Linked DNA regions of Mus musculus: regions 2, 3, 4 and 5 are each linked to region 1. Evidence: chromatin loops called from intact Hi-C (ENCODE). Cell type or tissue: heart. All regions are shown on one strand.

Region 1 (5,000 bases):
TGCTGTGGCTGCTGCTGCTGCTGCTGCGGTAGTGGAGGCGGCGGCTGGGATGATGACGGCTGCTGCTGCTGCTGCTGCTGTGGCTGCGGCTGTGGCTGCTGCTGGCTGCCCAGGCCCAGCCCATACAGAGAGTGCACTGAGGAAGAGATGGCTTTCTGCTTCAGGAGGTCGTTCACATTTACAGTCAGGCCCAGGTTGATCGGAGAAGTGCGAGCTACCTTGCTGCTACGGCCACTATTCTTCATTTTGGTGGAGCCGAACTTGGTGGCAGCAAAAGTGGCAGTGGTAAAGGTTAAAGGCTGCGTGGACCGGGGCATGAAGGTAGGGCTGACAGCAGCAGAGTGGCCGAAGGGAGGTGAGGGAGAGCTGGACACGGAGGAGGCCGGGTCGCTTATGGGCATGAACACCTGGGCCTCCGGGTTAAAGCTGTTTTTGATCTCCTTATCCAGCTCACAGCCGGTTTCACTACTGTCGTCCACGTACAGCACCTTCACTGGTCCCTTTTCGCCGATCTGGTAGGAAACCTCAAACGGGTCGATCCAGACACTCAAATCCTGTGGCAGATTGCCACGAACATCGTCAATGTCCAAACCACTCTCTTTGGATGCCTGCTCGATCACGGGGTCTACCTTCTCCCCCACGTGTATACATCTAAACCCTGAGCCTTTGTATGGCTTTTCAGGATACCAGTGCCCTTCATATTTCTTCTTAAGAAGTCTTTCAAGCTCTTCACCAAAAATGTTGACACGTCTCCTGGGAAGCTTATTGTACAAGTAAGAAATAATAAAATTGAGTGCTACTTGGATTTCAAGCTGCATAGCTGCGAAGCCACAAAAGTTAGCTTTGTTTCAACTCCTCCACCAGAAAAATAAATTTTTTAAAAAAAAAAATCAGTTTGTGGCAGAGAAACAAATTCTCATTCAAAGTGCTGGTATTAGAAGATTATCCTTCAACCTTCCCGTGGTCTTGTTCCTTTAAGAAAATAAAACAAAAGCAAACACATCCAAGTGAGATCAATGTAACAGCTCCAAAGCTTTCTACCTGAAGCAATTTTATTTTTGAAAATGTCTACTGGGCTAGAAAGACTGGAAATGACCGCTGGAAAATAAAAGGAACAGACCATAAAAAAAAAAAAAATCCTCTTGCTAAAGTTCAAGACAGATTTATAGTTAAAACAGCATTCTACATACCACTTCCCAGCAGGACTTACAGGACCTCCAGAACATGTATCCTTTATGTTTCTTCTCGCACAGTGTTTACTAACTGTACTGCACACTCATCCACCCACCTACCCGTACACTCCACTTTTACAAGTTGGTCATTAGTTTCCTTGCTAGTCACCATTTTAGAAGTGAATCCCTAGTTCCTTTTGGAAACATCACATTTAAATCTGCTTTATGTTAAATATTCGGAAATGTTATAAGTTACAAAATTATTTTTAATTTTCAAAGTACCTGGTACTAAAATTAAAGGTACTAAATGAGTTGTCATCTTGGTAAATGAAACCAAATTATCCTCTCTAGTTTTAACCATGCCAAGGGCTCTCACACTCTTGCTCTTCTGGGAGCCTTTTTCTTTTTTATTGTGTACTGCCCCCCCCCCCCACACACACACATTCTGAAATTCCTCTCAGCTGCAAGTATAAGAAAAACAAGCAGCTTAAAACTCCTATTGATTACTCTGCTTAAAGGGCAGAGTTTCTCAGTTTTATTCTTATTTTTAAAAGCCATCTCCTTCCCTCTTCGGATAAACGGGCAGTCCCTGGAGAGGCTGGAGCGAAAAGGTCGACCTTTAAACGTTTGCTGGATCAGCACTGGGTGGGGATAAGAAAAGATCAAGGGCAAAGAGAGGTATTTCCAAGGGAGAGCTATTTGTACAACGAGGTTGATCAAAAAGGGCATTTAAAATAATCAAACTGGTGTGGATCCGTCTGTTCCATTTTCCATATTCTTGGTGACAAAGGGCAAAGAATCTCTCGTGTAGCCCCCAAACTACACTTTCCAAGCCGAAACCCAAGAGCAGGCAGAGAAAGCAGATTCAGCTGGACTGCTTGAAGGTGCAGCCGAGCCCAGACAGGCTGGGTGGAAGGTGGTTTTTAAAGCAACGCCTTAACACAGGACTGTGAAGAATTACATAAACAGCCAGTTGGGTCTCATTAGATTTCTGCTCACAGCGCTGGGAGCCCGAGCGCTACAGCAGCAGCAACAGCCAGAGGAGGTGGAGGTGGAGGAGGAGGAGGAGGAGGAGGAGGAGGAGGAGGAGGAGGAGGAGGAGGAGGAAGAGGAGGAAGACTACTAGACTTGCTCCGGGAGGAGGAGCTCGGCCCGGGGAAAAGGAGAGCAGGCTCTTTAGCTGCCTCAGGGACGCGGCCCGGGCACCGGCAGGTCGCGGCGCGGGCCGCCCAGTCTTCCCCTCCCCCGCCGTAACCTGACCCTGCCGTCCCCCACTCTGCTCCCCGCTCGAGGCTCCTGGGACCTAGCCAGCATCCCGGAGCACCGGTCCGGGCCCGATCCCTGTATCCCGGCGCCCCCTCCCCCTGCCTGGGCGCCGCTGCCCCCACCCCGGGTGCTCCCTCCTCCCGGTTGCCCGTCGGCCGTCAAGCCTCCGGACCAGGTCCCCGGAGCCACTCCATTCCCTTGGGTCCCCGAGGCCGCCCCTCCACACCCGGGCTCGCAGGACGCTGCAGCCACTCCCTCGGCCCCTAGCCGCCGCCCCGCCGTACTTACAAGCTGCTCCGGAGCTGCGGCCGCCGCCGAGCCGCGGCTGGGCGGGGGAGAAGGGGCAGCGGGCGGGGGCGCGGGTGGGTCGGGAGCGGCGAGGCGACGGGGTGCAAGACGTCGCCACCGCCGGACACGCGACGGACGCCTCGGGCGGGTCCGGGAGCTCGCTGCTCTGGCTCAGGGGTGGCGGGGACGGCAAGCTTACACGAGCGCGCTCGCTTCTCTACACAGCCCGGCGGCCCGGCCCTGCGTCCCCGTACAGCGCCCTCTGCGCGCCGGGCCAGAGCTTCGCTCCTTCTGCCGCGGCGCGCGCCCCGCCTCTCGTTTTATAGCCTCCTCCCCGCCCCCAGCCTCCGCGGGGGTGCGCGCCGCTCGCGTCACAGTCCCGCCCTCCCCACCCGGCACCCCCCGGCCGCGCCGACTCCGCCCCTGCCCTGCCCCCCGACGCCATTGGCCAAGTCCCGCCTGCCCACGTCCAGACGGCCGCTGATAGATGGTCACGCCTCCTGAACGCCGCTGTGACCAATGAGCTGAGAGTCCCGAGAGGTTGGGGGAGGGGTTAAGGGAGGCCTTGGAAGGGGATTGGACAAGGGTAGGGATGGGATGGTAGGGATGGGGTGGCAGGGCCCGGGGGCCTGGGGGTGGGGGGTGGGGGGTGGGGGGGGAGGAGGGGGAGCAGGTGGCGACGCGGCGGGGACCGGCCGGGAGGGGCAGCCGAGGCTGGGGGAGGGAGGGCAGAGTACACGGAAAAGGCTGCTTCCGAGCGAGTGCGACTGTGGCCGAGGAAAACCCCACTCCTGGGCGAGCTAGCCTGTGGGTCTCAGCCCATCCCGGGGTAACCGGGACTCGTGCTCCCGATTCATTGAGTATTAATCCCCGCAGGGCCTAGGCCAACTGCCACCCCGAGAGTGACAACTGCAGAACCTGGGGGTGGGGAAGGGAGGCCACGTCGCTGCACCTCCCGCACAGGTGACAGTTTAACTGCCTCTGCAGCTCCCCCTGGCCAAATCTCCCCGGGTCACCTGGCAGCAGCTCGGACATGAGGGTTGCTTGAGACCGTAAGAAAAAAAAATTGTCTTATATCAAACGTCGCAGAGAGCGACACGCTGCCAAACTGCCTGTGTGACTCTGTGTGCGTGCCCACGCGTGCATTTTGAGAACTTTCACCCAGGCCCACAAAATAAACACGAGGCCTCGCTGAGGAACCTGCGAGAGTTTATGAACTGTGCACAGGTGTCCAGGGAATAGGGACGCCAGGGACTCTAGGGGCGCGGATAGGCGCCGTTTCCACAACCTGCAGCCCAGAAATCCGAGTTATCGTCCGGAGTGGAACGGGGCGTTCCTCTTGGCTAAAAATAATTACTCACAGGTAGCAACGATGCCTGATTGGTCGCACTGGACCTTAGCGGCCAGACGATTGGCTGTCTGGTCTCCAGGAGACCGACGTCAAACTCGGACTGGGTAAAGGCGAGAGAAAGTCGAGGGGGAGCCTCGGAGAGAAGGGGGGGGGGGGTTGGGGGGGGGGAGAAAGCGCAGCAGTGAATGAAACGCCCAGGGCCCTGCCTTCCCCTTCCCTGTCCTGGGCATTCGGGCCATGCTTCCTGGAAAAAAACCGGTCCCCGTGCTGCCTTGCCCTTAAACACTGCAGGGCGGGCATTTCTATGCCTGTCTAGAGGTTAAAGCACAACTCACCGTCTGTGTAGCCCATCTGTACCACCCAGGGCACAAACCCTGGTCTACGCGACCCGCCAAGAGCCTTTTCATTTTATAGATGCAGAAGTCTGGATGTAGCCTATTATTTTGCACTCGGACCTGCTTGCGTGGGTTCCCACCTCCTCTTTTAGAAGGAACAGCTTTGAGAAAGGATATTTCTAAAGTCTCACAGCGTGTGAGAATGGGAGGGTTTGTGGAATGGGCTGAGGGGTGGGGTGGCGACCGGTCAGGTGACCCATTTCTTGTTTATTGCACAGGTTCCTAAAACTTGGGTAGCGTTTTTTTTTTTTTTTTCTTAAGAACATAGAAGTTTTACTCAAAAACGCTTTAAATTCTGTTTTATTTTTAGTATTTCGGCTTTTTAGTTGCAGAGTGGAATTAGATTGTGAGAGCATGGTGTTTAAAATGGAAGCATCTGGCAGCAAAATATTTTAATATAAATTATTCTTCCACTGTTTTCCTTCGTTGTGTGGTTTTGCTTTTCTAGTGTGAACGTTAATTTGTCACTGAAATAAGGCATTTTTAATTCTGTAGTTAGTTGGGCACAGAAATTGCAAGAATCTAGGT
Region 2 (5,000 bases), 240 kb after region 1:
GGGCTCAGGGTTCTGTATATGCTCTACTAATGTTCTGTATCCTCAGCCAGCAAGCGAATTTTTTTTCAGTCAGAATAATTTAAATTCTAATTAATAATCTAAATCCTATTTCACCTCATCAATAATATTTAGTGTTATCATCACTGGCCCCTCCTTTTTAAAAATTTTATTTTTCAAGATAGGGTGCTATGTAATCTAAGCGGATTTCAGATTCGTTAAGTGGCATAGGATGACCTTGAGCTCTTGATTTTCCTGCCCTTATCATACCCAGCTTTAAGGCACATTCTTGCTGTTGTAGTTCAGGCTAGCCTTACATGTTTAGCTCTCTTGATTTAGCTTCCCAAAAGCTGAAAGTGGTTGCTATAGTTTACTTTCCTATCTTTACAAGTGTACTGATAACTCATCACGGATTTAATTCATATCTCTCTAATGGCTAATGAAGTTAAACATGTGTGTGTGTGTGCGTGTGCGCACATGCATAGTCTGGAAACCCATACATAAGTAAAACTGGCCTTGAATTCAAGGTTATCTGTTCTTCAGCCCTGAAGGTTCTGGGATCATAGGTATGAGCTACCATGTCTGGTTTTTTTTTTTTTTTTCCTTTCTTCTTCTTTTTAAAAAAGAATTATTTATTTATTTTAGGGATGTGAGTACACTGTAGCTGTACAGATGGTTGTGAGCCTTCAAGTGGTTGTTGGGAATTGAATTTTTCAGACCTCTCCTCACTGCAGTAGCCCCACTCGCTCCAATCAAGTCTGCTTGCTCAGTCCGGCATAAAGATTTATTTATTATTATACATAAATACACTGTAGCTGACTCATTAGATCTCACTACAGGTGGTTGTGAGCCATAATGTGGTTGCTGGGATTTGAACTCAGGACTTTAGAAGAGCAGTCAGTGCTATTACCTGTTGGGCCATCTTGCCAGCCCCCCCCACCCCCCTTTTTCTTCTCAAATCAGTCTTTTATAGTCTAGGCAGACTTCAAACTTACTGTGTAGCTTAGGATGACCTTGAACTTTTGACCTACCTTGGATGTGCTGGGATTACAGGCCTGTGAAACTACACCCAATCTAAGTAAAGTTGGGGATTCAACCTAAGGCTCTGTGCATGCCAAGCAAACATTCTACCCACCGAGCTAGAGACAATAGCTTTTCTTTTCCTCCTCCACACCCCCTGCATATTCTGCCTGTGAAAAGTCTATTCTTGTCTTTTGCCCATTTTATAATTAGACTATGTGTGTTTGACTCTTTTTTGTTTGTTTGTTTTGCTTTGTTTTGCTTGAGATAAGCTTTTGCTAAGTTGTGCTGACTAGCCTGTAATTCACTATATAGATCAGGCTTGTCTTGAAATCACAGAGCTCTTTAACCTGCCTGTTTTTTTGAGAGACATATTCTCTCTATGTCATCCTGGTGGCCTCTAAGTCTTGATGATCCTGCTTCAGCCTTCCCAGTGCTGTGAATTCATCAGGCAAGGCCCTTCTCATTTGACCAACACCCCAGTCCCTCCATTTCATTAAAAACAAAAGACAAAAAACAAAACAAAAAAAGCAAGCAAGCAAACAAACACATCATCTGGGCTGGCAAGCTGGTCCAGTGGCTATGAAGCACACACTGTCCTTGCAGAGGACCCAAGTTCCGTTCCTAGCACTCACATCAGATCACTCGCAACTGTTTGTAACTCCACCGCCATTGGAACTGACCACTTCATACACTGACATACGCGTGTACATGTAAATAAATAATAAGAGGCTGGAGAGATGGCTCAATGATGAAGAGCACTGTCTACTCTTCCAGAGGTCCTGAGTTTAATCCCCAGCAGTCACGTAGTGGCTCACAATCATCTATAATGGGATCTGATGCCTTTTTCTGGCCTGCAGGTATACATGCAGATAGAGCACTCATACATAAAATAAATACATCTTAATAAGCAAACAAATAAATAATGCCGGATGTGGTTATGCCTTTAATCCCAGAACTCGGGAGGCAGACTAAGAGGGAGTCTCTGCGAGGTCATGGCCAGCCTGATCTACACAGTGAGTTCCAGAAAAGTCAGAGTTACATAATGAGACCCTACATACAATAATAACAACAATAATAAAACCCTCCTCCCGCGTTTCCTACCATCAGGTATTCACTATAATTCTTGGCTCTCAGGTAATAACGGGCTTTCTCCCTTCATGTAGGTCCTTTTGATTATCACTTCTGCAGAGATTTCTCAGCCTTAATTTTTTCCCCCTGCTCTGTTCTTTCTTATCAGCACTTGCACTGTGTGTTCACTATCAATTTTCTCTTTATTGTCGCAATTCTCAACCCTACTAGTAAGCTCCCAAGTAAACTTCAACCCTAGGCTCTAGAATGTTCCTACCCGGCACATAGGATTCAGTACATTTGTTGCTTGACAGAATGAAGGGAAGGTGGAATGACACGGCCACTGAAGCTCTAGTTGTGACTTCATGCAGTGTGAGCGCCACCTGTCGGGAAAAACTAGATTTTCTCGGGAACGGAGGAAGTGAGTCACAGGCAGCCGTAGGGGAGAAACAGAAGATGGCCGCCAGACAGGGGGGGTAAAAAAATCCAAAACACCACACCCAGTGTCGGAAGTTAAACACTGGGCGAGTGCTCCCTAGAATGACATCCGACTCCCCAGAAGAAGCGGGGACCGGCGGTGTACCGCTAAAAGGGCTCCCCTGAATCGGAACTGTCCGAAAAGGTTCCGTGCGAGCAGCTGCGGGGAACCACGTGAGGCCGGGGAGCGTTTCCGGTGCGGGCAGTCGCAGCCGGCGGTAAAGCCTTGTCATCTGAAGGGGTAAGAGGGGTCAAGTTGAGAGTCAAGGAGACAAGTTGAGGGTTTAGGTGAATGGGGAGGGAGGTGGGCGTTCACTAAAGGGTGCACTCTCCGCGGGGTGTTAGGGAGATGGCAGGCAGGGAGATGGCAGGCTGTGGCCAGGTACAGACCTGTCAGCTTGATACGCCACGTGGGCTCGCCTTTGTCCGTGGCCGCAGTTCCTGTCCGGCTCGCGGCAGGGCTATGCCTTATTCTCTTTCCAGTCCGCTGTTGGGCACAGAGTTGGTACTCGGGTGGTGCTTGCTGAATGAATGAATGACACTCTCTGTGTGTGTGAATGTGAGTGAAGAGAGAAAGAAAGAGAGATCGGTATGCAGAGGCTTTCATAGAGGATGTTTCAGCCATTTCTGAATAATCTTTCCTTCAGACATTCTCCAGCTAGTCTGTGGCTTCTGTCTTTCTCTTTATGGGGGGCGCGATTGCCACTTAAGGCCTGCTCTTTGCTCCTATTGACTGCGAGACCCCGTGGTTTGGTATCAAAGATAGGTGGACTGGCTTACAGACCGGGCAGGCGAGAGGGACAGGAAGTCAGGAACAAAAATGATCATGCAAAGGTTCATGCATGCCCTAGCTCACATGTGAACCCCAGAAGGTAATTTTGTGGAGCGGGTTCGTGGGACCCAACACATGCTTGTAGTACAACTCAAGGTCTGCTAGGCCGTCTAGCTGGCTCAGGCCTCATTCTTAGGGTATAAAATTAGAGGTGAACCCAAGTTTAGAAAGACAGAGCCAGGAGCCGGTGTTGCTGTCCTCTTAGGTATCGTCTTTCAAGGTGGAGTCTCCTTTCATCTTGTGAGGCAGTGTACCCTGGAAATGGAACATTCTGGAATGGATGTTCTCCAGGTGTCTTCTTCCTGGATGATGCCCCATGTTAGGTATTGGGCTGTGGTTTTTCTCATAATCCACAGTTCATTGGTTAGTTACAATACTCATTGCCCTTTCCCCATAATATGTAATTTAATAAATGTTAATTGCTAGTCTTACATAATGGACTTTCAAGTTTTTATCTTTTTATTCTCTGACAATTTTCTACATGTATGTGATATATTTAGTCATTTCACCCTCTCCCCTTACACTCTCTCATCTAGCCTGAATTCTTCCAACAAGTTCTCTCCTACTTTCATGTCTTATATTTTTTCTCTCTGTGTGTGTGTTTGTGTGTGTTTGAATGAGTTTAATTGGAGTTGCTTGCTTGATGGATAGAGGAGTTATTTGCTGTGGCATGGACAGTTTACCCATGGCTACATCAGTGAAGAGTGCCCCCCCCCCCTTAATTGCCAATAATTGCCAATAGCTCCCAAGGCAGGGATAAGGCCTTGGGCCTTCTGAGTCCCTCCCCAATCTATGATAGAACATAGTCATTGTTTGTTTGCTTTCCCATTTTCTTCTTTTCTTTTTTCCTTTTCTTTCTTTCTTGCTTTTCTTTCTTTCTTCCTTCTTTTCTTTTTTTATGCTTTGCTTTGCTTTTTGAGTCAGGCTCTTATGTTGCCCAGGCTGGTCTGATTTTTTTTTTTTTTCCCTTTTGCCTTAGCCTTCCTAGGGATATAATTACTGGCATGTATCCTCAGGCTTGGCTTTTCTCATTGCATCCTGAGAAGTGTCCCAAATTGCACAGGGCTGGGAAATCTCATTCTTTGTAAAAACCAAAGATGGTTGTCGTGACATATTCTCTAAAACTTTTTTTTTTTTTTTCGTTTTTGGTTTTTCGAGACAGGGTTTCTCTGGAACTCATTTTGTAGACCAGGCTGGCCTCGAACTCAGAAATCTGCCTGCCTCTGCCTCCCGAGTGCTGGGATTAAAGGTGTGCACCACCACGCTCGGCTCTAAAACTCTTGCTGGCTTTAATGTCTGAGGTCAGACCGTCTTGTTCCAGATGTTGCTTTCCCTAGGAAAACCACACCAGTGCAACATCCCCTAATCTGTTTTACTGAAAAAGGTGCTGTCTTTTTGGTGTGTGTATGTCTTAGTTTACATCTCTTTCCTTAGCTCCATCCCAGTAGACGCTCAATAGGAGGTTACTAAATCAATGGAATAAACATTTCAGTTCCTGTTTTTGAGCCCTCCCCCACTTCAGGATATTAATTTGTGGGTGAATGAGCTGGGCAGGGATTGGGATTTTACTGGAGAGATTTGGGGTAGACATAGTAGATGAAAG
Region 3 (5,000 bases), 260 kb after region 1:
GCAAATGGCAGTCGGTGCATCCTAGTTGGATGCTCTGCTAATTGAGGTGTAGGACAGTGGAGAGGTGTGATGGGCTGTTACCCACCTGAGTAGTTATAGGCGACCAGTTGGGCTGGAGCCACAAGGCTGATAACCTGAGTTTGGAGGTCAGCCGACCTCATCTCATCTCAAGTTGTGAGTAGTACTGGTGTCATAGAGAACATAGAGAGCTTGCCGGTTCCTTTAGAGATGCAGGGAGGCATCAAAGCAGGGTATATTCTCTCGATGAGACCAGGGCTAGAGTCACTTGAAATCAGTGTTCATTGGGAATCAAAGAAATAAAAAAATAAAAAAAGGAAATTGTAGGTTCAAGTGCCCAGTGTGTAGAGCCTGTATGAGATAACTTTAGAGTTTAATTGCTCATCCTAATGGCCAGTGAGCAGAGGGCTGTTCTGTCCAAGCAGGTCTTTAGCCAGGGCTGATGCAATGGAGCTGGAGAAGGAGGTTTCAGGCATTTTGACTCATCTGCGCTAGTTAGGCTCAGTGCCTTGGGCAATGCCCTAAACCTATTTACTGGGATGTTCAGGGCCCCAGCTCAGGCTCCAAGCCTGCTGGGAGAAGCAGCAGCTGGTTCACACAACATACTGCAACTTTTTTGGGTGTGGTCTGGATATGGAAATGAAGCAGATGTGGGCACTGAGGGCACCTTTAGGGTACTGGTGGCTTGCCAAGAAGACAGGAGGTAAAGACTGCAAGTTGACAGGCCTGGCTTCTGAGAATACAGAGTCTGGAGTACTGGAGGTTGGACCAAGGCCTTGTGCATGCTACACAAGTGGACCTACCACAGAGCTAAATATTCAGTGCTCCCTACCTTCATGTAGTCGAGGCTGGTCTTTAATTCTAGTGTAGCCAAGGATGTACCACTTTACCCACTCCAGCCCCTCTCTTTGTATGTATTCCTTAAAAACTTGTTTTTATCATATTATGTGTAGGTGTGTGTGTTGCATGTGGGTATGTGCACGTAAGGGCATGTCCTTGGAGATGGGAGGCACCGGATTCTATGGAACTGGAGTTATAGTTGTGAGCCACCTGAAGTGTGTGGTTGCTGGGACTTGACCTCTGGCCCCTGGAAGGCTCTTAACTACAAAGCCAGCTCTCCAACACCCCATTTTGTATATTTTGAGACAGACCAGGCTGACTCTGAACTGTGTAGCAGTGGCTGTCCTTTCCTGATCCTCCTGCCTCCACCTCCCAAAAGCTAGCACTATAGGCAAGTGTCATCTCTCACACCTGGTTTTGCTTCTTATTTTGAGGTAGTCTCATGTACCAAATTCACCAGGCTGGCCTTGAATTTCCTCTGAAGTCTAGGCAGGCCGTCAACTTATATACAAAAATCTAGAATCTTGCCAGGGGTGTCTCAGGTTGAGGTGGGTAGCCTGACACTCGGTAGGTAGTGCTCTGTGGGCAGGAATCCCAGGCTCAGGGTGGCATCAGAGCCTCTAGAGGAAAGGTAGGTGAGGAGACAGAGAGCTGGGAGCTGGCCCTAGTGTCAAAAGGCATGGGTTATCTTAGGAATTCGAAAGTCATTCTGAGACAGGAACAGATGGCCTTCTGAGGAGGGGCCTGGAGACAGACTTGGCTCCTAGGGAAGTTGTCATTTTGGGTGAGGAAGGCTAAGCTCAAGCAGAGAGGAAAGAACAGAGGGCTGAATTTCGGAGATAGGAAAAACTCGGGGTATCCCAGAGCATGGAGAGTCCAGCTGGGCGCGGATGTCTCAGGGAAGCTTGAATGCAGATGTCTCCTGGAATAAATTCAGGACCTGGTCTCCAAAGCTGAAGCCTTTAGCTGCAAAGAACAGGCGGACTTGGGTGGAGAACAAATCACTTCCTGCCCCGCAGCCCTCCGCAGCCCTGCAAGGAGAGGGCGTGCACCGCGAGCCTTTGGGCGGGGACAGAGACGACTGGCAAGACCAGGCAGCCTGAGCGTCCCGGGTTGGGCAGCGGGGTCCTCCGGGGTGTGGCGTCTCTCGTCCCGCCCCGCGTCCCTCCTCTCTCCGCGCCGGCTGGTGGTCGTTCTATTCTCTTTGCTTCTGTCGCTCATCGCAGACACCAGCCGACCCACCGGCTTTCGGTAAGGCTAAGATGCACTCCCCGCCCCGACATCAGCTCACCACAGGCTCCCGCAGTCCTCTTTCTGGGCCTCCCGGGCGGGGCAGAAGTATCTGGAAAGCCACGTGTCCTCCGCAGCGGCGGCGGTGGCAGGAACCCACGTGGCTTCCTGGGCCGGCTTGGGTCGGCCGGGCCTCATCGACTACACTTCTTGCCTCCACAGGACCATGGCCAACCTCGAGCGTACCTTCATTGCCATCAAGCCAGATGGCGTGCAGCGCGGCCTGGTGGGCGAGATCATCAAACGGTTCGAGCAGAAGGGGTTCCGCCTGGTGGCCATGAAGTTCCTTCGGGTAACAACGCCCTTCGCCCCCTACCCCTCTGCTGCTGGGTGGCGGGAGTTTGGTTCGCCCGCCAGTAGTTTGGCCGCGTCGCCTTTTGGAGTCGGAGTTAGGCCTCCTGGCTGATTTCACTCCCACGAGAATCCTTTTGACCTCCGCCTCTCACCAGACGTTGGTGGCTCGCTGGCCCTTTCCCAGGCCGGGGAGGACAGACGCCCTTGGGAAGGTTTAAGTGGAGGTAACGTGACTGGTGTCGGTGCCCAGGCCTGGCTTCCCTCCCACAGTGTGTCCTGGTCCTGTCCGTCTCGCAAAAGGTCTCCAGTCGGCTTGTGTTGTCATGTGGGATAGCAAGGATTGGAGAGAGCCTGAAACCCGCCCTGTACAATTGCAATTCTTTTGTGCTTGAGCCGAAACTTCCAGATGACCTAGGCTGCATCTCTCCTTGGCATAGGATAGTAACTATTTGACATGGTATGTAGCCACCAGCTGAAGGTGTAGTTCATGAGGTCTAGAGTCAACCCCTCCTAAACAGTAGGGTGTGGTGGCACATGCTCAAATCTCAGCACATAAAGGTGGAGATAAGAAAATCTGGGTCAGCCTGGCGGTGGTGGCGCACACCTTTAATCCCAGTACTCGGGAGGCAGAGGCGGGCGGATTTCTGAGTTCGAGGGCAACCTGGTCTACAAGGTGAGTTCCAGGACAGCCAGGACTGTACAGAGAAACCCGGTCTTGAAAAGAAAAAAAAAAAAAAAAAAAAAAAAGAAAATCTGGGTCACCCTTGCCTATACCTGGAGTTTAAGGCCAGGTCTGGATCCCATGAGACCCAGGTCTGTCTTTCTTTCTTTCTTTCTTTCTTTCTTTCTTTCTTTCTTTCTTTCTTTTTTGACCCAGTTTTTTTTTTTTTTTTTTTAATACAAGGTTACCTTTTAAAATTTTTTATTTATTTATTTATTTATTTATTTATTGGTTTTTCGAGACAGGGTTTCTCTGGCTGTCCTGGAACTCACTCTGTAGACCAGAAATCCACCTGCCTCTGTCTCCCAAGTGCTGGGATTAAAGGCTTGTGCCACCACGTCCGGCAACGAGGTTACTTTTAAAGTTTAAATATCTACTGAAATATAACAAAGGCCATCAGTTTTGTTCTTGGGGCTGGAGAGAAGGCTCCGTGGTGAAAAGCACTTTGCTCTTCCAGAGGATGGGTTCAGTTCCCATTCATTACTCACAGGACAGCTCAGAACTGAAACTCCAGTCTTAGGGGATCTGACACCTCTTTTGGCCTTGGAGCAGGAGACATGCACAGGATGCACAGTGTGTAGGCCAAACACCCATACACACGATTAAAGTAAAAACAAGAAAAAGCAGGGCATAGTGGCTTACACCTTTAATCTCAGCGGAGCCAGAGGCAGGCAAATTTCTTGAGTTTGAGGCTAGCCTGGTCTACAGAGTGAATTCCAGGCCAACCATGGCTGTACAGACTCTCTCAAAAACAAGACAGAGAAAGCGTTCTTGGGGTTGGAGAGAGGACTCAGCAGTTGAGTATTTATTGCTGAGATCAGGAGTTTGGTTCCCAGTACTTAGGGTGGCTCACAGCCCTCTCTAATTTCAGTTCCAGGGGACCTGACGTCTTCTGGCCTCTGGGCACCAGGCACAAATGCAGGCAAACCACCCATACACATAAATCCTTAAATCTAAAGTTTGTCATCTGAAATGTTTAAAAGGTTCTGTTGAGCAGGGAACCTGGGTTACTGACACATTCAGTCAATATTGTACTTTCCACTTCTATAGTGTTAGATCCTTAACATCACTGACTATGTAAGAGTCTTTATTTCTTTTGGTTTTTCTAGACTGGGTTTCTCTGTAGCCCTGGCTTTCTTGGAACTTGCTCTATAGACCAAGCTATCCTTGAAATCAGATCCATCTATCTCTGCCTTCCAAGTGCTGGGATCAAAGGGGTGCACCACCACTGGCTCTTATTTTTTAAGACAAGGTTTCTATCCCAGGTTGGCCTTGAACTTGGGGTTACCCCCTTTGTCTACCAAGTGCTGGGATTGCAGGCATGAGCTATCAGCTCATTTTGTAAACACTTGCAATTTTTGTCTTGTGCACGGTGTGTTTGTGTGCGAGCATTGGTCCTACCATCTTGAGACAGTCTCCTGGTCACTGCTGCATATATACTCTGGGGCAGCTGGCCAGTGAGTCTCCAGGTTCTTGTCTGCCTTCACCTCCCATCTCTGGGTGGGACGTTCTGGGGGTTCAGGTCTGCATGCTTGTACTTGATCCCCACGTGCTTCCTGCACGGAGTCTTCCTCCTTTTAAACCAGGTGCTGGAGACTGAACCCAAGGCCTTGCACACGTCAGGCGAGCACTTGACCACTGAGCTATATATTCCCAGCTCAGGTTGCCTTTATGACCAGTATAGGGTTTTTGATTTTTCTGCCACAATAAGTGTCGGTTTCATGGTATGGATCCTTGTTAGTTTATTGAACTACCAAACCTGGGATTGAGGACCTGTTGTGTTGGAAAGCCCAAGCTCACCCCCAGGGTGGGCTACAACCATATCTAAGCCTTTCCG
Region 4 (5,000 bases), 210 kb after region 1:
TCAAAAAAGCAAATAAATGGATTCAGGAGGGCCACCCAATATTTCATTACACAATGGACAAGAAAGGTATTTAAACTGAGCATATAATTGACAGGAACTGGCTGAGAATGGCAGTATAAGCCTGTAACCTCAAGACTTGGAAGGCTGAAGCAAACAAATTTCAAGTTCAAGGCTGATGTGGGTACAGAGCAGGTTTATATAGAAAGAAAGCACAGGCTAAGACTAAAGAAAGAAGGATGAGGGTGAGGAGGAGGGAAGGAAGGAAGAAAAAGGGAGGGAAAAAGGGAGGAAGAAAAGAGCTCACCAGGTTAAACTCTGGGGAAGACATTGTGTGGCAAGGGTGTAACAAGAGCAAAAGTATCTGCCAGGCCTGGGTTAAAGGAAAGCTGCATGGCAGGGAACCAAGGGCAAGAGTGTCCAGTGAAAGCATTTATTACCATTTGACACTGGCCCAAAACTATGTAAAACTCTGCCTTTCTCTATGTATTTTATTTGCTGATGTTTGGTGCTGGAGGTAACTTTTTACAGTGCTGTGGACTGAGCCCAGACAGAATGCTAGGCAGGCACTCTACCACTAAGCTATACTCCAGTTCCCAAAACAGCATGTGAGTACACTGTGGTTCTCTTCAGACACACCAGAAGAGGGCATCCAATTCCATTACAGATGGTTATAAACCACTATGTGTTTGTTGGGAATTAAACTCAGGACCTCAGGAAGAGAAGTCAGGGCTCTTAACTGCTGAGCCACCTTTCCACTCCACCCGACCTCCAAAAAGCAGTTCTAAAAGGAGTCACTAAAACAACAAACCAACTACACACATACACAATTCAAATAAAAGCAAAAAAAAGTGGAGTACATTCAAATTAAGTACAACCATTATAATAGAAATTACATTCCTGCCCCCTCTCTGGCAATTTCTGCAAGCAAGAGATTACAGCACCTCATAGGTTCCTTAACACCTTCACCATTCCCAGGCCTTCTTAAGTTCCCACAAAGATACCCAAAATTTACTTTATGCTCTAGAGATGAACAATTACCATGCTTTCAAATTACTTTGTAAATACCCTCCCTGGAGCACTTCTGCTATAAGCACATGCTCTTAATCTCTGGGTTAAAGGCACTGAGCATTCAGGGAGAGAATTAAACAGGATCCACTCTGTACACTGGCCTGGAAGACTGAACTCCTAGGTATAGGCAAAACCGCTTAGCATCTTCCATGAGTAGTGCTGCTGCTGCTGCTGCTGCTGCTGCTGTTGCTGCTGCTGCTGGGGTTTTATGTTTGTGGTTAGGGCAGGGTTCGTCTAGCATCTCATCAGTGCTGTTAATTCTCAGGTCAGGAGTCTACCCAAACATTTCATTATGGAGATGTGACAGATTTAACTAAGAAGTATAAATGTTAAAGAAACCTAGTGAACAGACTGTTTTTAAAGTCATTTACTTAAATAAATATAAGCCGGACAGAGGTGGTGCATGCCTTTGATCCCAGCATTAGGTAGGCAGTGACAGGGGGATCTCTGTGAGTCCCAGGCCAGCCTGGTCTACAGAGCAAGCTCCAGGATAGCCAGCCAGGGCCACACACTGAAACCCTGTCTTGAAAAACCAAAATAAATGAACAAATAAAGAAAAATAAAGAAAACAAAGCCTAGCAGTTTTATTTTCTGATTCTGTAACCTGTAACAGCTGGTTTTCTTGGACTGTGTAACCTCGGCACTTCATCCTGTCCGCAGGCTAAGGCTGGAGGGAACATTTCCTTTTTTTTTTTAACCAGAGGTAATAGGTTACATTGAACTTGCTCCTAATCTGTGTATATTTGGCCCCACTCTCTTCCAACTGCATCCACATCATGACAAAAGTCTGTATCAGTGGCAAGTGGCACCCAAGTGGCACGCCACCTTAAAGGCCTTGATCTGTTTTATAAACCAAGAAACTAACGGGGCTGTGGCCTTGTCTTCTTTTCAACCCTCCCTCCGTGTTTATTTGTAAACATACTCTTGAAATAAAGTCAATTTTGTTTGGCAAATTCAATGCCTTTCTTTAAGATAGGTGGACTGCAAAATCTCAATTACAAAGCGCCACTATAATCATGACTTTAAAAAAAAAAAAAAAGAATCATTTACCTGAATGCAGAGGCACAAATAACAAAATAAACTGCCTATTTAATGCTAGGAACTGAGCTGCCAAACAAATGTCACATTCTTCTACCGCGTCATGTAGTTTTGAAAAACAACACGTGGTTCCTTCGATAATTAGTCTCCTTCAATCACCATGTATTTAGCTAGGTACAGTAGATGTCTGGCACAAAAACAAGGAGAGCATTTTGACTGCCGAAGAAAGGTTCTTCAGAAACAATGCCAGGGCGCTCAGCCTGCAGGCTAAAATCCTGAACTCGCTCAAAAAGCTAGAGGATCATTTACAGCCCAGGATCCAAAAAGGCTCACACACTCAGGTGACGAGTACAAAGGTCACCGCTCAGGTGTTCGAGCAAAGAGCCAGCCAAGTGCACTTAGAAACTGCAGGATGCAAAGCAAACGCAGACAGGACAAGTGTTGTAACACTCACCCACACCTTCTCAACCCCGCCCCCCAGTCTTTATAAATAGAGGAGGCTGTCAGGGAACTGTCCAAGGTTACCACCTGACACGAAGGAGGAACATTCCTCTGTGAGGAACATTAATAAAGTAAATGAATGTACTGTATGTACTTACTGGACTCTGCTAGTCGACTTCTAAGTGGTTGACTAAGTGTTAAAATTAAATGGAAAAAAAAAAAAAGGGTACATAGGTAGACTTCCTTCTCAAGAGGATCTAAATGTCAAGAAGAAACTGACCGAAAGAGGGAGATCTCTAACTTCCCAAAGCAGCAGCAGCCCCCCCTGGAAAGGTACCGAAGCCAGCGGAACTGACACGGGCAGGACAGCACTGCCCCTCCCCATGCTAAAAGTTTGAACCCGCACCCGACTATCCTACGGTGGTCGGAAACTTCCCTAAACAAGAAGCAACCAGACACCCTCAAGTCTCCGCCCTCGGGCAGTCCCAGGTGCCCTCAGATGCCAGAGTGTCGCTTCCTCCCCCGGCCTTCCTCCCACTTCACCCCTCTCCTGGACACTCGCTGGCCTGCCTAGGCTTCCAGCACCGGCCAGTGTCCCGGGGTCCCGAGACGCTGCGGAGCACTGTCCCGGGCCCTGGATTCGGGCCTGCCCTTCAGGAGTCCACCCTGGCGCGTTGGTGCGCCTGGCGCGCCCAGCGTCCCCAGCCCGGCTGCGACCCCCGCCCCCGCCGGCCCTCACCTCCTCGGCGTGCTTGCGCAGCGCCTTCTCCCGCTCGTACTGGGTGATGAGCTGCTCGTTGTCGTCCCGCAGCAGCTCCAGCTCCACCTGGTGCTCCTGGTCCTGCGCGAACACCGAGTCCAGGTTCTCCAGCACGGCCACCACCAGTGGCATCAGCTCCTTGACCACCTCCTCATCGTAGCGCCCGATGAGCCGCTCGAACTCGCGGTAGATGGAGCCGGCCAGGCCGGACACCCGCTCTGACATCACGGCCCCGGAGCCTCCGGGCTCCTCCTGGTATACCACACCGTCCTCCAGCTCCATGGTGGCGGGCGGGCGGGCGGCCCCGGGCGTCGCCGGCTGAGGGGTGGCACGGGCCCGCACGGGACGGGCCCGGCGGAGGCTGGGGCTGGGGCTGGGCCCCGCGGGGTGGGGGCCGGAGCCCTGGCCAAGGAGGGGAGGGGTGGGGTGAGCGCACTCGCCCCAACCGCCGCTGCACCAACTGCCGGGGCGGCCCGGCCGCGCGCGCTACGCGTCACCCGTGGGGCGGGGCCAGCGCCGCGTCGCCCCGGTGGGCGGGGCCCCGCGGGAGGCCAGGCGCGGACGAGGGGCGGGGCCTGGCGGCGGCGTGCGCCGGCTGTGACGCCAACACCCGGCGCCGCGCGCGCGCGGACCGAGAGGTGAGAGGTGGAGGAAGTGACAGCCGGAGGCTGCGTTGGCTGGGCGTTCCCAGAGGAAAGGGAGGGGCTCTGAAGACTGACAACTTTCCCCAGGAGGCTGCAAGCGTTTTCTTCGCCTTTTTACGGCTCATCCCGCGCCTTCTTGGTGCGCCAGACGTGTGGACCCTGCTTAACAGACAAAGAAACTAGGGCCAGGGAAGTTGCGGGTTAGTCAAGGTCATACCGCTAGAACAGGAAAGAGGCAGAGGCGAGACTCTCTCTACTTCCTACTGAGAATTCTGGACTCAAAGGAAAACAGTGGATGAGGGAAAAAGCTGTAACTAGAATGACTGCCTAGAGGATCAGGTTGCCTCGAGTACGATAGTACACTTTGATGTTAAGGAAGAGTAAGGATAGCCTTAACCAGAAGAGCGAAGCGTCTGGAGAAGGGAAAATGAGTACCACTTTTTGCATTTTGCCAAACACTGGGTCCCTCTGCTCCCTGCCTATGAGAAAGACAGTTCTAGGCTGCAGCCACTACCACCGGTCCCTCTCTGATCTTGAGAGGGAGGTGGGGCTGGGAAGTGAGAGAAGAAGCAGAGGAGGCTATGGGGTGGAGTCAGTGGTGGAATAAGTCCCATGATACATGAAGTCACCTATCTTGGGAGTGCGTCACTCGTGGGGAATGCCACAACACCCTAGCCTTGGGCAGGCTGAGTCAGAGATTACTTCCGTGTATTCTCATCTTCCAGTCTCAAGTTTGGCGGAAGACACTCGCAAAAGCCTCTTCCCTTTGCCATAGCTGACTCAGATACACCGACTCCGACTCATCTAAATATATGGGAAGAACAGAGAGGATTTAAATAGACAAGTTATTAGGGAGAAGACTGGCTACCTCCCGGAGTCCTAAATACCCTGTTTGGTGTTTAGAAGTTTCAGATCATCCCCAAAGTCTCCCACACTTCCATCTCCCTGGAAACCACCAAAAGCTCTGTGGAGGTTGACCCAGTGCAAAAGGACAAAGATGAAAACTGTCAAAACAATTTCCCGAACCCCTGCGCCACTACCCTTAGTTT
Region 5 (5,000 bases), 78 kb after region 1:
GTCTCAGATCACAGGGCCAGGCCGTGGCTGGCGCTTGAGCCTCTCTGATCCAGACACCTGCCACAGCAGCAGCTTTCTCAGGGAGCGTGGTAGCCATGTGACTTCTCAGAGGACAGCCTGGGTCCTGCAGCCAATAGTGAGCCAGCAATGCAGCAGCCCTCTGCATTTCCAGCCTGTAAGATGTGAAGCCTACCTGCTACCTGCTTGTTGCTGTTGAGGCCGGGGGAGGGGAGGGCACAGGGAAGCAAAGGCGACCAGCACTGAGACCACAAAGGTGACCACAGCTAGCCATGGAACACTCGGGAGGGTCTCCGAGAACAGGGCTGGCTGCTGTTGGTGCTGGGCTCTGGCCAAGGAGTGGAAGGACTAACATTTCCTGGAACAAGAGTCTACCAACCATGCCTAGGACCAGCTGCTGCCGTGTGTGGCTCTGCCCTCAGCAGGAGAAAGGAGACAGTATAGTGAAGTGTGAGGTTTTCTCAAAGTGACATAGGGTCTGAAAGACACTTTCCCCTGGGGGTGGGGGGCACGGGGACAGGGACACTCCTAGTCCCTCTGGCCTGCATGAGTGCACTCAGCATATTGGAAAGCTGGAGTTGCTGGCCGATCCCAGTTGCTTTTTTGGAAATAGTAATCAGAGAGACCGCTAACACTGAGGACCAGCCAGCCACCCTTTCCTCCAGTGACTCAATCTATAACGAAGTTGTTTTCTGTATGTATGTGGACGGGGCTCCCTTTTCGTATCTTTTTCTGAGACAGTCTCATTAGGTATACCGCACTGGCTGGCCTGGACCTTGTGATCCTCCGGTCTCAGCCCCTGCAATGTGGGGATTATAGGTGCCTACTGCATAAAATGATCTGTGGTTATTTGGGTTTTTTGTTTTTATTTTTATTGAGGGTACCAGGATACCTAGAAAACCTCTCCTGGGGAAGAGGTTGGGATCATGCCCCACGTCACCCATGCCACAGAGCCTAGGCTTCCTCGGGGAACCTGAGCAAAAGGAACATTCCAGTGAGTGTACTGGGAATTCTTAGAAAAGTTTCAGGGCCATCTATCTGTGCCATCTATCCTTGACTCCTTTCTGACCGGGATCTGTGGGGAAATGTCCTCTTAAGCCTCTCAGCCCTCCTGGGCTACAACTGTCTCCCCCAGAGCCCTCAAATAATCCGGTCCCTGTGAGGAGACATTGGGTACAGCTGGCCGCCTGCCCCTCTGAGAGGGCATGCTAGTAATGTCAAGGCCAAATATAGAGGGAACCAGATACCTCATGGGCCCAGGGCCTAGGGAGCCCCATGGACTCCACCGCACCTGCCCCACCCCCAGCTCTTTCGGAGTCCTGCAACCTCCACCCCCTTCCAGCCTGGGCAAGCAGCCAGGAGACTGGCATCCCCTTCTCCTGGCCCCAGTCCACTTGGGGACATGTCCCAACAAGTCCAAGCACAGCAGGAGGCTGGCCCAAGGGTGTGGGGGGCAGAGTTTGCGCTGGGCGTGCGTGCCTGCGTGGGGACACCTCTCCAAGCCCTTTTACAAGCGTACCTTCCCACCTGGCTCTCAACACCAGGAGGCCAAGAGGAACCACTCCTGCCCTTGGTTCTTTAACTTCCTCGGGAGACCAAGACCATAAAGCTGGGGTGGGGGAGACCAGAGAGCCAGGTCAAACCCCAATAAACTGCTGGACACACCGAACTGCAAATAATTAGTCCCGATTGCCTCCACCGTCCTCTCTGGGGAGTGAAAGGTCAAAGGGCAGAGTTGCTGACGCAAATGTCAAGGGAGACATGTGGAGGCTTGAAACAGCTGGGATCCTGCTCCCAGCGAGGTCACTAGAGCCCTGAACACTGTGTCCCCCCCGCCCCCGCCCCCCGCCCCGGGCAACTGGGAGAGCTGTTCTCAAAGCACCAGAGGTGAGGGGGCTCTGTGGCTTTTCCCTCCTGGCTCCAAGGTCACCGAGACCTGATGGAGAAGGTTAATCAGGCTCTTGGGGAAAGCTTAACCTGCCTGATACTCGGTTCTGCTCGTGAGCCTCTGCTACCTCTACAAAGAGGGAAGAGACCTCTGTCTCCTGTGAGGGGAATCCTGGCTCCAAACCCTCTTCTCGGTTGGCACACCTTGGCAGCTCTGCCAGTCTGTGCACAGTGGCGACCCCCAGCGGCTGGATTAGGGCTTGAACTTGGGGCTGGGGCTAGGCTGCTGCCATCCTAACACTGCAGCCTGAGGCCCAGGCCAGGGAACATGGGACATAGCAAGAGCAGCTTGGCTTTGGTCAAGAATATTTACTAAGCCTTAATTTTTTCCTCCTTGAATTGTGGCTAGACCTCAGCCGAAATAGCCCACTGTTAGCATAATAGGGTCAACATGTCTAAGGATGAACTCCGCCTCCTGGGCCCAAACCTGCTCCTCCTCCGGACTTCCCTGTTTCCATTAATAGCACTGCCACCACCCAGTCCCTGGAGCTCCGAACCTTGTCATCTTCAACTCCTCCTCTCTGGACTGGGCACCTGACCTGCCCCTCCTCAGTCTTCAGGCCACCCTTCCGTCCTCCAGCGAGTTGGCCTTTTTACAGAGCCACTGGAGTGCTCAACAGCGCCACCTATGGGCCAGACCCGATCACATGACCCAACACCTGCTGACTTTGTAACCTGGGGCAAGTCTCAGCTTCCTTGGCTATAACTTGAGAGTGAGAATAGTCATTTGGTAGGATAATGTGTGACCCAAGTGACAGAATGTACCTGAAAACCCTATCATGTAGGATGTTCCTAGGCACAGGAAAATTTTACACACCCTGTTCTCCAAAGCCTCTATTTTATAAACAAGGAACTGAGACCTGACAGGGGCATTGAATACCAAGTGTCTTTACAATACACTGCAGAGCCAGCTAGGATGTGGAAGCTCCTGGAAGTTTTAGTGTGTCTCCCTCCCCCATCATTCCACTCTAGAACCCACAATTAAAAGCTGCCGCTGGCTTCATTAGGCCCATCCCCTGCCTTCAGGGGGAGGGACACCTGCCAGGTGTCCAGGTCATTAGCCATAGGAAGTAATCTTGAGATGTGACAAGCACAGGTCACATACAGCAGTCTGAGTCAGGGAAGCCATGTGCAAGGTTCCAAATGGGGCTGAGCATACAGCCACCTGCTTGAGGGGCAAGGCCTCATTCCAGAAGTTCCAAAGGGTAGGGGTCTCTGGTGCAACTCAGCTGCCCTGAGTGGCCTTGTACCTTTAGTGGCCATGTACTTCTTAGGGTCAGGAAGTGAAGTACAGGCTACCCCAGCTTGCTGTTATCCAGGCCTTCTTCCCTGTGGGAAGATGTTCCCTTCATTCACCCTGTGGATAGGACTTGAATTCCACACACTCCCTTCAGATGAATGGTAGGAGACCTGCCTAGGTCATAATCATTACCAGATTTCCCTGAAGAGGCCACAGCAAGAACTGCTGGTGAAAAGGCTTTTAGCATGAGGTGGATGGACCCTCCTGGAGTCCTTGTCACCTGTCCTCTAAGGCCATGGCTCTCAAGTGGATGGTTGCTTTTGTATTCCCAGCGGACACTTAGCAGCATCTAGAACCCGTTTCTCTTGTCACAAATGGAGAGTGGGTACCGCTAGACATTTTTAGTGGGTCAGGACCAAACATGATGCTCTAAGCCTCTTAGGGCTCAGGACAGAACTGAAGACGGGCCAGCCAGCTGACAGGCACAGGCCTGACCTCCAGCTTTTGTAATGATCTTTGGGTTCTTGTCCCCCTGCCCAGCCCAGGGAAGTTTCTAGAATAGTCCATGCTGACTTCTCAACTCTTTCAACAAGGACAAAGAGGCCCTGGAAAGACACCCAGACCTGGACACTCCCCATCCTGTTTCATGAGCCTTGTTGTCCACTGGATCTGCATGTAGTCCCTGGCACTGAATTCATTAGGGGAAAGCTGAGAGCAGTGAGGTACAAAATGGCTCTCTCAGCTCTCCTTAGATTCAGCCTGCAGCCCCGGGAGGGAGGTGAACTTGTTGAGGAGCAGAGGCAGGAATACCTTGTCAGGGCCAGGAAGCTTCTGCAGCACTGTCTAGTGGTCACATGTTCTCCTTTGGCCTCTACAAACACCATTCCTATGTAAACCAGTGCCCTGAGACTCCCTGGTGTCCCCAAATGGTCTCTAGGGTCTCCGCCTGACCTCTAGAGCTCTGCTAGGGTGTCTTATACAGCCTTGGTATCAGAGCCTCTCAGATAACCCAGGTGTCTGCCCCGAGGTAACTGACAGTGACCCTGAGATCCCATTCTGGAACTGCCTACCTTGTGGGGCTGGGGACTCATACAGGCTCACCCTCTGTCTCGTCTTGAGGACATCGCATTCCTCACCATGGTGATGGACCCCTGGAGGAAGGAGAAGCCCTGAGTGCCTGAGTGCAGGTGAGGATCTGAGGGGTCTGGAGTTCTAGAAAAGCCACTAGCCTCAGGGGTCACCTCTGTTTGGGGTCACATCCATTTCATGGAAATTTGCTCCATGGCGCTTAATCTTTACCTTTCTTTCCATTATGTTGCCACTGTGTGTGTGTGTGTGTGTGTGTGTGTGTGTGTGTGTGTATGTGTGTGTGTGTGTGTGTGTGTGTGTGTGTGAGTGATGTGGGAGGGAGGTACGGGGGCATGGCTACCAGCTTGCTTCAGTGTTGCAGCCAGCAGGCCACCCTCATCTTCTAGTCTTTTATCTGTATCGGCCCGGCCCGGAGCTGGGGAGGGACAGTGAAGGACTGGCCTTCCTGCCCAAGGGTTGTTCCTGTCATTCTGTACTGGGTCAGGACCTCCAAAGAAGGTCTGGGAATTTGACTTCTGCCTGAAAGGGGTCTCTGCATGAACCCCCAACTCTCCGGCTAATCTAGTCCCTCCCCAGCTTCTCTGTCATTTCCTGACACAAAACTCTCTGTCCCAAGCAACTTACCTCGCTCTTCCCTTTCTCTGCCCATGTTGTCAGGTCATGCCAGCTGGGGGGATCTGGACTGCACAGGGTCAGTCCAGGGTGG

Evidence for each region. Peaks named below come from ENCODE experiments on the same cell type or tissue, not always from the same donor. Only the 100,000 strongest peaks of a DNase experiment are listed, where the experiment ranks them.
Region 2: a loop joins it to region 1, with 3 times the contacts of the local background. A loop is called at or near these places in 7 of 42 quality-filtered maps.
Region 3: it touches region 1 in a loop (2.4-fold over the local background); 7 of 42 quality-filtered maps call a loop at or near these places.
Region 4: it touches region 1 in a loop (2.1-fold over the local background); 2 of 42 quality-filtered maps call a loop at or near these places.
Region 5: a loop joins it to region 1, with 6 times the contacts of the local background. A loop is called at or near these places in 37 of 42 quality-filtered maps.

The regions. Positions count from the first base shown.
Region 1 is chr11:94,209,458-94,214,457 of GRCm38, reverse strand. Tob1 (transducer of ErbB-2.1) reads right to left here and starts at 3,004. Exons shown (of 2, transcript NM_009427.2): 1 at 2,727-3,004; 2 at 1-972. The coding sequence starts at 818. In heart, a CTCF peak has its summit at 2,981; DNase peaks (open chromatin) are centred at 2,557, 3,197 and 4,137; H3K4me3 peaks cover 4,069 bases; H3K27ac peaks cover 3,518 bases.
Region 2 is chr11:93,966,027-93,971,026 of GRCm38, reverse strand. Nme1 (NME/NM23 nucleoside diphosphate kinase 1) reads left to right here and starts at 2,755. Exons shown (of 5, transcript NM_008704.3): 1 at 2,755-2,806. Gm35198 (a long non-coding RNA gene) reads right to left here and starts at 2,522. Exons shown (of 3, transcript XR_388959.3): 1 at 2,366-2,522. In heart, a CTCF peak has its summit at 2,465; DNase peaks (open chromatin) are centred at 1,656 and 2,586; H3K4me3 peaks cover 2,367 bases; H3K27ac peaks cover 2,066 bases.
Region 3 is chr11:93,952,935-93,957,934 of GRCm38, reverse strand. Nme2 (NME/NM23 nucleoside diphosphate kinase 2) reads left to right here and starts at 1,679. Exons shown (of 5, transcript NM_008705.5): 1 at 1,679-2,109; 2 at 2,311-2,440. The coding sequence starts at 2,315. In heart, a CTCF peak has its summit at 2,431 (motif pointing left); DNase peaks (open chromatin) are centred at 1,934 and 2,604; H3K4me3 peaks cover 2,668 bases; H3K27ac peaks cover 2,053 bases.
Region 4 is chr11:93,994,860-93,999,859 of GRCm38, reverse strand. Spag9 (sperm associated antigen 9) reads right to left here and starts at 3,769. Exons shown (of 29, transcript NM_027569.3): 1 at 3,287-3,769. The coding sequence starts at 3,589. In heart, a CTCF peak has its summit at 2,820; DNase peaks (open chromatin) are centred at 2,509, 3,049, 3,829 and 4,569; H3K4me3 peaks cover 2,883 bases; H3K27ac peaks cover 2,412 bases.
Region 5 is chr11:94,131,018-94,136,017 of GRCm38, reverse strand. It overlaps B230206L02Rik (RIKEN cDNA B230206L02 gene), which reads right to left and starts at 2,562. Exons shown (of 4, transcript NR_167701.1): 1 at 2,463-2,562. In heart, CTCF peaks have their summits at 2,156 and 2,604 (motif pointing left); DNase peaks (open chromatin) are centred at 147, 1,357, 2,147 and 2,497; H3K4me3 peaks cover 752 bases; H3K27ac peaks cover 2,682 bases.